Regions from separate parts of the Mus musculus genome. Here region 1 is linked to region 2. The links are chromatin contacts, found by Hi-C or POLR2A ChIA-PET in ENCODE. All regions are on one chromosome and are shown on one strand. The core of a region is the stretch at or near the end of the contact, and the rest is flanking DNA. Distances in the headings are between cores, read along the strand shown. Region 1 holds the start of Angptl4 (angiopoietin-like 4). Region 2 holds the start of Hnrnpm (heterogeneous nuclear ribonucleoprotein M).

Region 1 (5,384 bases), core at 2,345-4,844, 96 kb before region 2:
GCATATAATAGGTGCTTACAGAGTTATTGCAACAGCTGGGTAAGAGGGCACATTCCAGAAAGCAGTTTTTAGGATAAAAGCCAGAGCCAGTTCCAGATCCCAAGAGGACAGGAGTCTTTTGTCATGGTTGTACCCAGCAGGTACCTCCAAGAATCTTCAGGTTGTTCTGTACTCTCTGAAGCACGGCACTGAAGAAGTCCATGAAAAGTATGTGGAGAAAAGACTATGTGGGATTTGGGGCTGGAAAGATGGTTTAGTGGAGAAAGTCCTTGACTCACAGGGGCAAGGAATCAAATTCTGATTCCCAGAACCCACAAAAAATCAGGGCAGGCATAGTAACTTCCTGTAATCTCAGTACTCCAGGAGCAGGAATGGGGGATCCCTAGGGCAAGGTGGTGAGCTTCAGGTCCAAGAATATTTCTTGCCCCAGTAAATAGAGAAGGACACTTCGCTTTTCCATACACATGCACACACAAGAGCATGCTCACCTGCCCACGTGTGTGCCCATACATATGTTAATACACAGCACACAAAAAGCTGGTCATGTTGGCAAAGTAATTGGTTTCCTTTAGTTTTTTTAAGACTATTTTTTATTTTGTATGTATGAATGCCCCCCTGGAGATCCCAGAAGAGAACTGATCCCCTGGAACTGGAGTTGTAGATGGATGTGAATCACCACATGGGTTCTCAGATCCAAACACAGGTCTTGTACAAGAACAGCAAATGTGTGCATGTGTCTGTGTGTAGCTGTGTGCACACGTGTGCAGGTGCCTGAGAAGGCCAAGAGGGCACTGGGTCTTCCAAAGCTGAAGACTCAGACAGTTGTGAGCCCAGAGTGGGTGCTGGGAAGCAAATTCATTTGCTAGGGTATGCATGCTCTTAATCACTAAGCCATCTTTCTAGTCCCTGTTTCTCTCTCCCTCCTCCATCTATTCATTTATATTGCTTATGTGCATGCCACAGAAAACTGTTGAGGTCAGAGGATAATTTTGGGGAGTCCTTTCTCTCCTTCCAACATATGGGTTCATGAACTGTAGTCAGATCATCAGACTTGGAAGCAAGCATCTTTACCCACTGAGTCATATGACCAGCCCTAATTTTGTTTTGTTTTAATTTATTTATTATTATACATAAGTACATTGTGTAGCTGTCTTTAGACGCACCAGAAGAGGGCATCAGATTTTGTTACGGGTGGTTGTGAGCCACCATGTAGTTACTGGGATTTGAACTCAGGACCTTTGGAAGAGCAGTCAGTGCTCTTGCCTGCTGAGCCATCTCACCAGCCCTATTTTGTTTCTCTTACAGGTGGACCTTCTTGCTACTATCCTCTAAGTGCTAAGATGACAGGCATGCACCACCACACCCATCTTGGTGGTTTTTCTCTGGAGGCAAGAAGACTTGGACAAGGAGATGGCACATGGACTAGCATGGAATGGCTATGAGCTGTGCCCAAAGGCTGATGTTTGGAGAGAACAGATGGTGGATGTATGAATTCATCCCTTGTTGAGGGTTTTCTGCCTACTCTTCCTGTCTGCCTGTCACTGCTGCTGGGATCAGCCTGGCAAAAGGCCCAGCTGGTCAAGTGTACAAGCAGTGGCCTGCATGTCAGCCTTGAGGCATGCAGTTTCAGATTCCAGAGGTTTGCTGCTGGCTCCCAGCCCTGCTGACTCAACTTGGGGGTTTTTCAGTCAATTTGCCCTAAGGGTCTTCTTGTCAGACAGGTTTTCTGTGCCAGGCTTCAGGGGAACTGTCAGAAAAAGGAACACCAATGCAAACTTGTTGAATAAAAACTTAACCAGGCAGCATAAACAAGGAAAGCTGTCTGCCCCACCCCAGTCCTCTTTTGTCTCTGCCTTGTCCCTCTCCCCTGCTCAAAGGTAGGATTTATACACAAACTAAAAAACTCAGTACAGGATCTAGGCTGTATGGAATGAGTGAATGAATGGATGGGTGTGGAAGGGAAATCTTTGCTGATGTTCTCTAGATTGTTTGCTTTTTAAATTTTTTTTAAAAAAGATGTATTTATTTTATTTATATGAGTACATTGTAGCTGTCTTCAGACACACCGGAAGAGGGTATCAGATCCTATTACAGATGGTTGTAAGCCACCATGTGGTTGCTGGGAATTAACTCAGGACCTTTGGAAGAGCAGTCAGTACTCTTAACTGCTGAACCATCTCTCCAGCCTGCTTTTTAAATGTTTAAATGACTGTTTTAAATTGTGTGCATGTGTGTGAGTGCCTGAGGAGGTCAAAGTCACCATAGCTCCTGGAGCTGGAATTATAGGTGACTGTGAGCTGTTGGACTTAGATCCCCTGCAAAAGATGTAAATGCTCTTAACTGGTAAGATAGATTTCCAGTTCCTCCTGGCTTTTTTAGTTGTTGTTGTTGTTGTTTTGTGACAAGGTCTTCTTCCTGGATGGCCTGGAACTTCACTATGTAGACCAGGCTGACCTCAAACTCACAGAGCTTCCTCCAATTGCTTCTTGCTCTGCAGTGCTGGGAGTTAAAGTATGCATAACTATGAATTGTTTTTGTTTTGTTTTGAAACAAGGTCTTGCTGTTTCAGCGTTGACTGGTCTGTAACTTACTATGTAGAGCAGGCTAGCTTGTAGCTTGTACTATTCCCCTGTGTCCTGCGTGATGGGTTTACAGGTGCGTGCCACCAGTTTTGTTGTTGCTGTTGTTGTTTGGAGACCTGGCTCAGAGTAGCCCAGGCTCTCTTAAACTCACTTGTGTAGCTCAAGATGAATTCCACACTCTTCTGCTCCATGCCCCAAGAGCTGGGATGACAGGTCTGTCCTCAGACACTGATCCTCCTTTAACGCAGGTAAATTCCTGGACACCAAGACCCCTGGTGGTGGAGGACAGGCAACAGGAGGAAGCCTAGGGTTGCAATCTCTACAATGTAGACAGAAATCCCAGCTATTGACTATTTGGCCAGGAAGAGGTGACTAATTGAACAAGGGTGTTAGTGATCCTCACAAACACATCTGCAATGACGAATGCTTGAGCTGGAAAGAGCGTGGGAGCCAGAAAGGTGGTGGAAGTGAGAGTGGGGGCAGGGGTTCCGCCTGGTCTGTGGATTAAAGATCTCAGGAAGCCTCTAAGAGGCAGAGAGCAAGGTTCTGTAATCCCCCACTTGCCATCTGAACTCAGCCTACCAGGGAGAGAACTTTCTGCCACGTAACTCTGCCCTACTTTGCTTTTGACTTGAGAAGGGGTCAGTCAAGAAGGCATCCACGTAGCGGGAAGGGGAAAAAAAAAAAAGAAGGCATCTACGTCCTGATTTGTACGCCCTTTCCTCCATTGAACCGGGCTGGGATGCGGGCTAGGGCTGGGAATTTCCGGCCTTAGGATGAACCATGCAGTGCACAGACAGTCACGTCGCTTATTAGGTCGCAAGGAAGGCGAAGCAGCCATCCCCAAGAACTCTTCATACACACACACACACACACACACACACACACACACACACACGCCACACACACACACTCGTAACTACAAAGCCTGTGGCATTGCACCCTAAAACTTGGCCACTCGCTCCGCCCCCGGGCCCCGCCTCCAATGCTCTCCCTCCCACTCCCACACCCGCTTTATAAAGTGGGGCTTTAGGTGCAACCGTGAAACGCTTATGAGCTACGGGCTCCAGATCTTCTTCTGCACCAGAGCAAGTCTAAGTCTGAGCCGGCTCCCCCAGAACTCCAGCTGCTGGGTCTTGAACTCCTGCGTTCCGGAGTCCTAGCGTTGCTGCACCCAAGGCCACCCCCAGAATCATGCGCTGCGCTCCGACAGCAGGCGCTGCCCTGGTGCTATGCGCGGCTACTGCGGGGCTTTTGAGCGCGCAAGGGCGCCCTGCACAGCCAGAGCCACCGCGCTTTGCATCCTGGGACGAGATGAACTTGCTGGCTCACGGGCTGCTACAGCTCGGCCATGGGCTGCGCGAACACGTGGAGCGCACCCGTGGGCAGCTGGGCGCGCTGGAGCGCCGCATGGCTGCCTGTGGTAACGCTTGTCAGGGGCCCAAGGGAAAAGATGCACCCTTCAAAGACTCCGAGGATAGAGTCCCTGAAGGCCAGACTCCTGAGACTCTGCAGAGTTTGCAGGTAGGCGCATCTACTAGGACTCTGACTCTACTTAGACTAACGAGTCTAGTACTCCAGGACCTGGGTGGAGAAGGGCCTCAGAGCAGACTGTGAAAGGGTAGAAGGGAGGGTGAATAAGAGGAGGTTGCCGACATAAAGCCAGGTCTTCACTAGCCTTGCATATCTTCAGACTCAGCTCAAGGCTCAAAACAGCAAGATCCAGCAATTGTTCCAGAAGGTGGCCCAGCAGCAGAGATACCTATCAAAGCAGAATCTGAGAATACAGAATCTTCAGAGCCAGGTAATTACCCCAGCAATTGGCCCAAATGGGAAAGAGGAAACAAAGTGGGGGTGAAATGTAGTGATGAAATGTGGCTAAGCAGTTGTTATGGCATGAGTCAAAAGATCTAACCACCCGTTTCCTGCCCGGTCTTAGATAGACCTCTTGGCCCCCACGCACCTAGACAATGGAGTAGACAAGACTTCGAGGGGAAAGAGGCTTCCCAAGATGACCCAGCTCATTGGCTTGACTCCCAACGCCACCCACTTACACAGTGAGTATCTCTGGTCTTTGCTGTCATCTGGCAACTCCCCAACCACCCCACTTGCCATTCCAATCCTTAGCCTTCTTGTCAGGTCCACCTTAATAGGAAAGAAAGAGATTCTGGCCTTGGGTTCCTGTGGGCTCACTAGGCTCTCATCAAGGGTATTTTTATATATTGCACCCTCTTCACTTATGATCCTGCTTGGCCAGACCACCCCACCATTCTTTCCCAGCAAGAATCTTCCCAAAATCTTATTAGCCGTTAACCAGAACAAGTAGAGGAAGGCAGATCATAAGGAGCTAAAGTTTCAGGGGTTCTGGGAGATGGTGGTGTAGCTCAGGGACATCATGCAAAGGAATCCAGGGCTGTGTGTGGATGTGTGTGCGTTCCCGAGGTTTGGAACCCTCCAACATCTCTTGATGTAACTATAAAAGGGAAAACCAGAGTAAGCACACCCCCACCCCGGCTCCTAGACTAGACACATCCTCTTACATCTTACAGATACAGATCCTTTGTCCTGTATGCTTCCATCCAGTCACATACACATATATACATAACAGTTTCGATCACAATTTCTAGGTCTTAGATTGTGGATGTCCATGCCCAATACTTTGTTTCAAATTGAAGTGTGTGTGGAGCTACGCAGTGCGGGATGGGCGGGTGGGGGATGGGGGGCACAGAGTCAGAGGCTCCCAGTTCCAACCCTGAGTTCATGCCTATTCGTTCACCCTTCTTGACATCTGTGGCTCTCCAC
Region 2 (5,645 bases), core at 596-3,095:
CTTACTCTGTAAATTAGGCTGGCCTCAAAGTCACAGAGATCCACCTACTCTGACCCCCAAGTGCTGGAATTAAAGGTGTGTACTACTACTGTCTGGCAGGAGTCTTTCATTAACCCTACTTCCAGATGAGCAAATTGAGCCTCAGAAAAGCAGTCTCATCATCCCAGTGGGTCCAGTACAGTCTGGTCTTCCCTGTTGTTTTCTGCACCCATCTCTTGCCTAGTACACAGGCTCATGCATGGTAGTATCTTGCTGCCCTGACTGGAAACTCAAGGGGAAGTCAATTTTTCAGAAAGTAAAGACTCAGAGGCTGGAATCTGGCCCATAGGAAGAGCAGGTTGGGAGACTTCGTGACTGGAACAATATGATTGAGGAACAGAGCTGATGTGATCAGGCCTTGGGTGACTGGTGAACTGATATCCATAAAAAAAAAATTTATGTAAAAACACACAAGCATCTTCACTCTTCTGGCCTACCAAGCTTGGTACCTATTTCTCATCATAACTTTGGAATGTAGGGTCCCAGGAAATGGTGTCAGGGTGGTGCCGTAAGGAGAGATAGAATAGGAGGGAGGGAGGGGAAAGAAGGGGAAAAGAGGAGTCGGAAAAGGGTGGGAGGGAGGTTTCTGTTATACATCTCTTCTAATGCTTTGAATTACATGGAGAGTTTTAGTTTGATATTAACCTGTCAAGAATTCTGCATGCAGGGTTGGCTCTGTCTTAGTGGGTAAAGATGTTTGCTGCCAAGTTTGACAACCTAAATTTGATTACTGGAAAGAGAAAATCAATTCCCACATGCCAGCCATGGCATGCTCAAAGCCTGTATTCAATCATTCCCCCTCCATCCCCCCCCCAATAAAAATAATTCCTGCCAACATAATTTTTATATTTTTTCTCCATTTAAGGAAAGCTGATCTCTCCTTGACATGCCACGGACATTGTCAAAGCAGTTGTGGTTACTTGCACAAGATAGAACCTCATCATGTTGGGGTGGGGGAGCCTTGGGAGGCTTCACCCTTCCCTGAAGATCTATTGGTAGTAGATGCTGGAGGAAAGAGGTGTCATTTTCCTCAGTGTTGTAGCCACCTATTTAGTTGCCCCAATAAATCAACCCCTAATCTATGCTCTTGCAAGCAAACCCAACTCAGTAGGTCATAAAACAAAGACAAGGAGGTACATGGAGGAACTTGTTGGAAAGAAGGTACAGTGGAAATGCGGGAAATAAAAGGGCAATGGTAGGTGAATATGATAAAAGAACAGTATAGGGTCAGGGATTGAAGTTGATAGACTGCTAGCATGTTCAAATCACTGGGTTCAATTCCTAGCACTGATTAGCCTGGTTCCTCTGGCCTATCATTCTAGCACTCAAGAGGTGTAGGCGGCAGCTCAGACATTCAAGGCCAGTATTGGCTAGAAACTGTCTCAACAACAACAGCAAAACCCCAAGCAAGCGCAAAATACATGATATACATATATGAAGTTGCTGAAAAAAGAAAAAGAAAGAAAAGGCCAGGCGTGGTGGTGCTTGCCTTTATTTCCTGCACTTGGTAGGTAGGGAGAGGCTGGAGGGCTACATAGTGAGACCCTGCCTCAAAAAAGAAAGCTAATGAGTAAAACAAAACGGAAAAATATAAAGTAAGCTGGACCGACTAGGTCCGTATGTGCGCTCGTATTGTAAGTTCGAATGAGCGACACATATCTCTCCCCCTGTCCCACAACCCAACTGTATCTGCGGACATCGGGAAGTGAGGCCTGCCACTGGAGGAGGCGTGGCCTGACGTCCAGGGGGCGTGACCCGAGGCGAGCAGGAAGCGGGAGCCGGTCGCCGCACAAGGAGGCGTTACTGGTCGTTCGGGGTCACGTGAGCGCGCAGGCGCAGCTCGACAGAGCCCGCTCCCTCACACAAAGCCCAGACGCGGAGAAAATGGCGGCAGGGGTCGAAGCGGCAGCCGAAGTGGCGGCGACAGAACCCAAAATGGAGGAAGAGAGCGGCGCGCCCTGCGTGCCGAGCGGCAACGGAGCTCCGGGCCCGAAGGGGTGAGTAGTCTAACAGCAATTGATCCTTCTCTAACTCCAGCCAGGTTACTTCGCAGCTCCGTTAGGTCTGTGGGCCGCTTTCTCTTCTCCCACGGCGGCGCGGCGTCTGCGCAGGCCTTTTCCCTGCCGAGAGTTGGGGGCGGCCAAGGCTGTGACGACGACGAAGCCAGGAGAGCCTAATGGATCGCCCCCTGCCGACAGCGCTTGCCTCCGCTGCCTCAGCCTCCTGGCTGTCTGAGCGCGTCGTCGAGGCCTCAGGCCTGTGGCCTGGTATTTTATTCTCAGAGCAGTGATGGCGCGCGGGCTGCGGGAGATCAGGGCCCGCAGCACCTCTCACTGGGGTCTCGAGGGTTGAACCATTAAGACTGTGTAGTTTCAACCCTTCAGCATACAATCCATAGTAGTGGAAGTATTCTGTCTCAGTTTCTCAGATCTGAGAAGTTAGGGGCGGGAGGCTTGCGCGTGCGAGGTGTCACGTGTACGGTCGGCGGCGCGACCCGGAAGGTGTCGACATGACTCTTGTTGCGGGGTTCCGAGACACCGGTGTTACCCTCATTCTGCAAGAAGTGCTTCTTCCATTAGAATGGCCCCGGACCCGGGCTCCTGGGCTGGAGTTCTTTCCCCTCTTTATAGTCCTACTTCCTAAAGTGCAGTTGGTACCAATGGGAGAAATGGTCTTTGCTTGCTCAGTGTTCATCCTTAGCAACAGACCTAAAGTGTTCGGGTAGAGGCACCACTTCGGGGTTTCAGAAATTAAAATAGACAGACGTCATCATCCCTTTTTTGGAATCCTGCTTGGAGATCTGTCTAGGGACCTTGATTCGTTATTATAAGTGTCCTAGCATGGCCTGAGGAGTCCCAGCCTTTTGGGAGGAGTGGGAAGCTGCAGGATCCAGAGTGCAAAGTGTGGCCAGACTATATAGAGTGAGTTCAGTCTAGGTTGCCATTTAGTCATTGGGAAATTGAGCTAGACCCTAACTCTCAAAAAGAGGGATGAAAACATAGCAATAACCTGGCACTCCAAAGTCCCTAGATTCGATTCCTAATATCAGACCACAGGGTGGTCTTTCTGAGCCCTAAAAAGTTTTCTTCAAGGAGGAAACCATAAGATTCTGCTCCTGTGAAACTCTCCTCATACTGATATACTAATATATCAGCTTGAGGAGGTCTGGAGAAACATTTTGGTTCTAAAATCAGCAGCCCATGTCTCTGAATTTTTGTTTTCCATCAAATGTATAAGGTGGGAAGTTTTAGGACTCTGGGAGTTGAGAGTACTTAAAACACTTGTTAGTGAAGCATTTACCAAGTAATGGCTATTTTGTTACTGGAGGAAATTTCATATCTTTTATCTTAGTTAGGGAGAAGTAAAACACCATTGGTTAACTGGTTCTTGTGTGTTATTCAGCACTGGAGAGGCTGCGTGAGTTCCAGAGCTGATTCGGCTCAAGATTTGCCTAAGCTACATAAGTACTTGCCTGTCGTGTATGAGTGTGTAGATTATAGCCCATTAATAGAGTAGTTACTCAAGATGCACAAGGTCCTGGGGTTCACCCCATAGTACTAAAAGGATAAAGAGGCCTCTCTTTACTACCAGAAAGGCTCAGCTTAGGAGTGTGCTCATTTTTAACTTTCCCTTCCATCCTCTTGGGAACTCGGGGTCTTGAGGATGCTAGACAAGCACTCTTACCTCTGAGCTACACTTGAGCACCTTTAGTTAGTCTCATGTTCAGATTTTTCAGCTTTTGTCATAGAGATGCCTTGTAGGATCAGATTCCCTCTTCTAGTCTTTGTTGTTTTCAGTTTTTGAGTTAGATGCCTGGGCAAACTGTAGAGTCTACAGTGTAGACTGTGATGGCTTTGAATTCAGAACAACGCCTCTGCTTCTGTCACCTCCACCCAGTTGCTGGAATTACAGGTGTGTACTACCACGTCTGGTTCACTTTCTAGGATTTCAGAGGGCCTTATTTAAAAAGCTTTAAGGAAGTTAATTTCTGTCCAGAGTGGTAATGCATGCCTTTAATCACAGCACTTGGGAGGCAGAGGCAGGTGATTATCTGAGTTCAAGGCCAGCTTGGTCTACAGAGCCCAGGACAACCAGGGCTACACAAAGAAACCCTGTTGCAGGGGCAAAAAATTATTTCCTATATATAGAATGCAATGCCGCTAGAGCCTTTCTATATGAAAGATTGCATTTTTAATAGAACACGGTCCTATGGTACAGTTTTAAATTTCCACTGTCTGTATTCAGATAGATAACTTGTGGCTGAGTCATTTGACAGACAGAATGTGCATAGGAAGTATCAGATGAAATAGCCCTTGTGGGAAAGAACCTGAGTGGTCTCAGACTGGCTTAATGGAGGATACCTGAGAAAGTGGCAGCACTTAGTTTTGTAGTGTGGGTGAAAAATAATTGTTATTTTTGCATCACAAAGTTCTTGAAACAAACTCTTTTAAAAGCACAGAGTGTCTTTTTCTTCCCACCTTTTGACTAAGATTTGAACCCAGGTTTTCGTGCTTGTTAAGTATGCATGTATATTACCTAGTGAACCTTCTCACTAGCTTGCTTTTTTTTTTATTAAAAATATTATGAGAATGCATGTTTTGTCTGCGTATGTGTCTATGCACAACATGCATGTACATGGAGGCCAAGAGAGGGCATTGGGTCTCCTGGCACTAGAATTTTAGACAATTGTTGGCTGTCATGTGGGTACTATTACTTGAATCCAGGCCCTCTGGAAGAACAGCCAATATTCTTAACCACTGAGCCATCTCTCTAGCCCATTTATTTAGTTTTTGATAGTAGAGATCAATTGATGACCTCCTGCATGCTAGGCAAGAACTCTACCACTGAGCTGCATACCTAATTTTATTTTTTATTTTTAAGTGTTCTGTGTATGCACACAGGTGAGTGCCAGTGCTTGGAGGCAGGAAAAGGGTGTCAAATCACCTGGAGCTGGAGTTACAGGAAGTTGGGAACTATGGGTGCTCTTAACCACTGAGCCATCTCTACAGCCCCATTGTTTGGGGTTTTCAGACAACATTTCACTCTGTAGGTCAGGCTGGCCTTGAATCCTGCTGCTCTGTCTCCTGAGTGCTATGAATACATATGTGTACCATCATGCTCTACTCTTATTTCCTGTACTTTTTAAAAGTGATTGTGTACTTGGTGAAGAGTACTTTTAAGGCACATTAGATTGTTAGCTCAAGATTAGAAATGGAAGCTCTGTATTATTTGAGTGTGTGCTGTTAGAGCTTTGCTGTTACTTTGTCCTTTGATTTTTTTTTTTTTTTAATGACTACAGAAACAGATACCAGCCTGCAAAGATAAGCTTGCTTTTACTTTTTTTTCTCTCTTCAAGGGCTTCCCAAATGGACTCTCATATTACTCTGCTTTGCAGTATTAGTTAAAACTGAACTGTCACTTTGGTAGTTTGTAGTGAGTTCAGTGCTTAGGTTTCTTCTGTGATGGACAATGGTTGGAATGTTTTAAAACCTCCCAAGTGAATACAATACAGAAAGGCTAGGAGCAAATAGGTCTCCCTTTTTACACCTCAAAATTATTATTGGTGTGCTGTGTGCTAATTCTTTTAAAGACTTGTGACTTAGTAG

The links. A loop is a pair of places that touch in the nucleus more often than their neighbours do. ChIA-PET counts read pairs that join two places held with the same protein, here RNA polymerase II (POLR2A).
Region 1: POLR2A ChIA-PET joins it to region 2 with 10 read pairs in Patski. The contact joins the promoter of Angptl4 here to the promoter of Hnrnpm in region 2. A Hi-C loop is called at or near these places in 1 of 37 maps with a recorded cell type or tissue (left cerebral cortex). POLR2A ChIA-PET finds 5 or more read pairs at or near these places in 4 of 5 experiments (Patski and embryonic stem cell).

Annotation. Positions count from the first base shown.
Region 1 is chr17:33,779,785-33,785,168 of GRCm38, reverse strand. It overlaps Angptl4 (angiopoietin-like 4), which reads left to right and starts at 3,594. Exons shown (of 7, transcript NM_020581.2): 1 at 3,594-4,106; 2 at 4,276-4,386; 3 at 4,522-4,639. The coding sequence starts at 3,777.
Region 2 is chr17:33,681,658-33,687,302 of GRCm38, reverse strand. Hnrnpm (heterogeneous nuclear ribonucleoprotein M) reads left to right here and starts at 1,845. Exons shown (of 16, transcript NM_029804.3): 1 at 1,845-2,036. The coding sequence starts at 1,924. It also overlaps a transcript of Marchf2 not described here.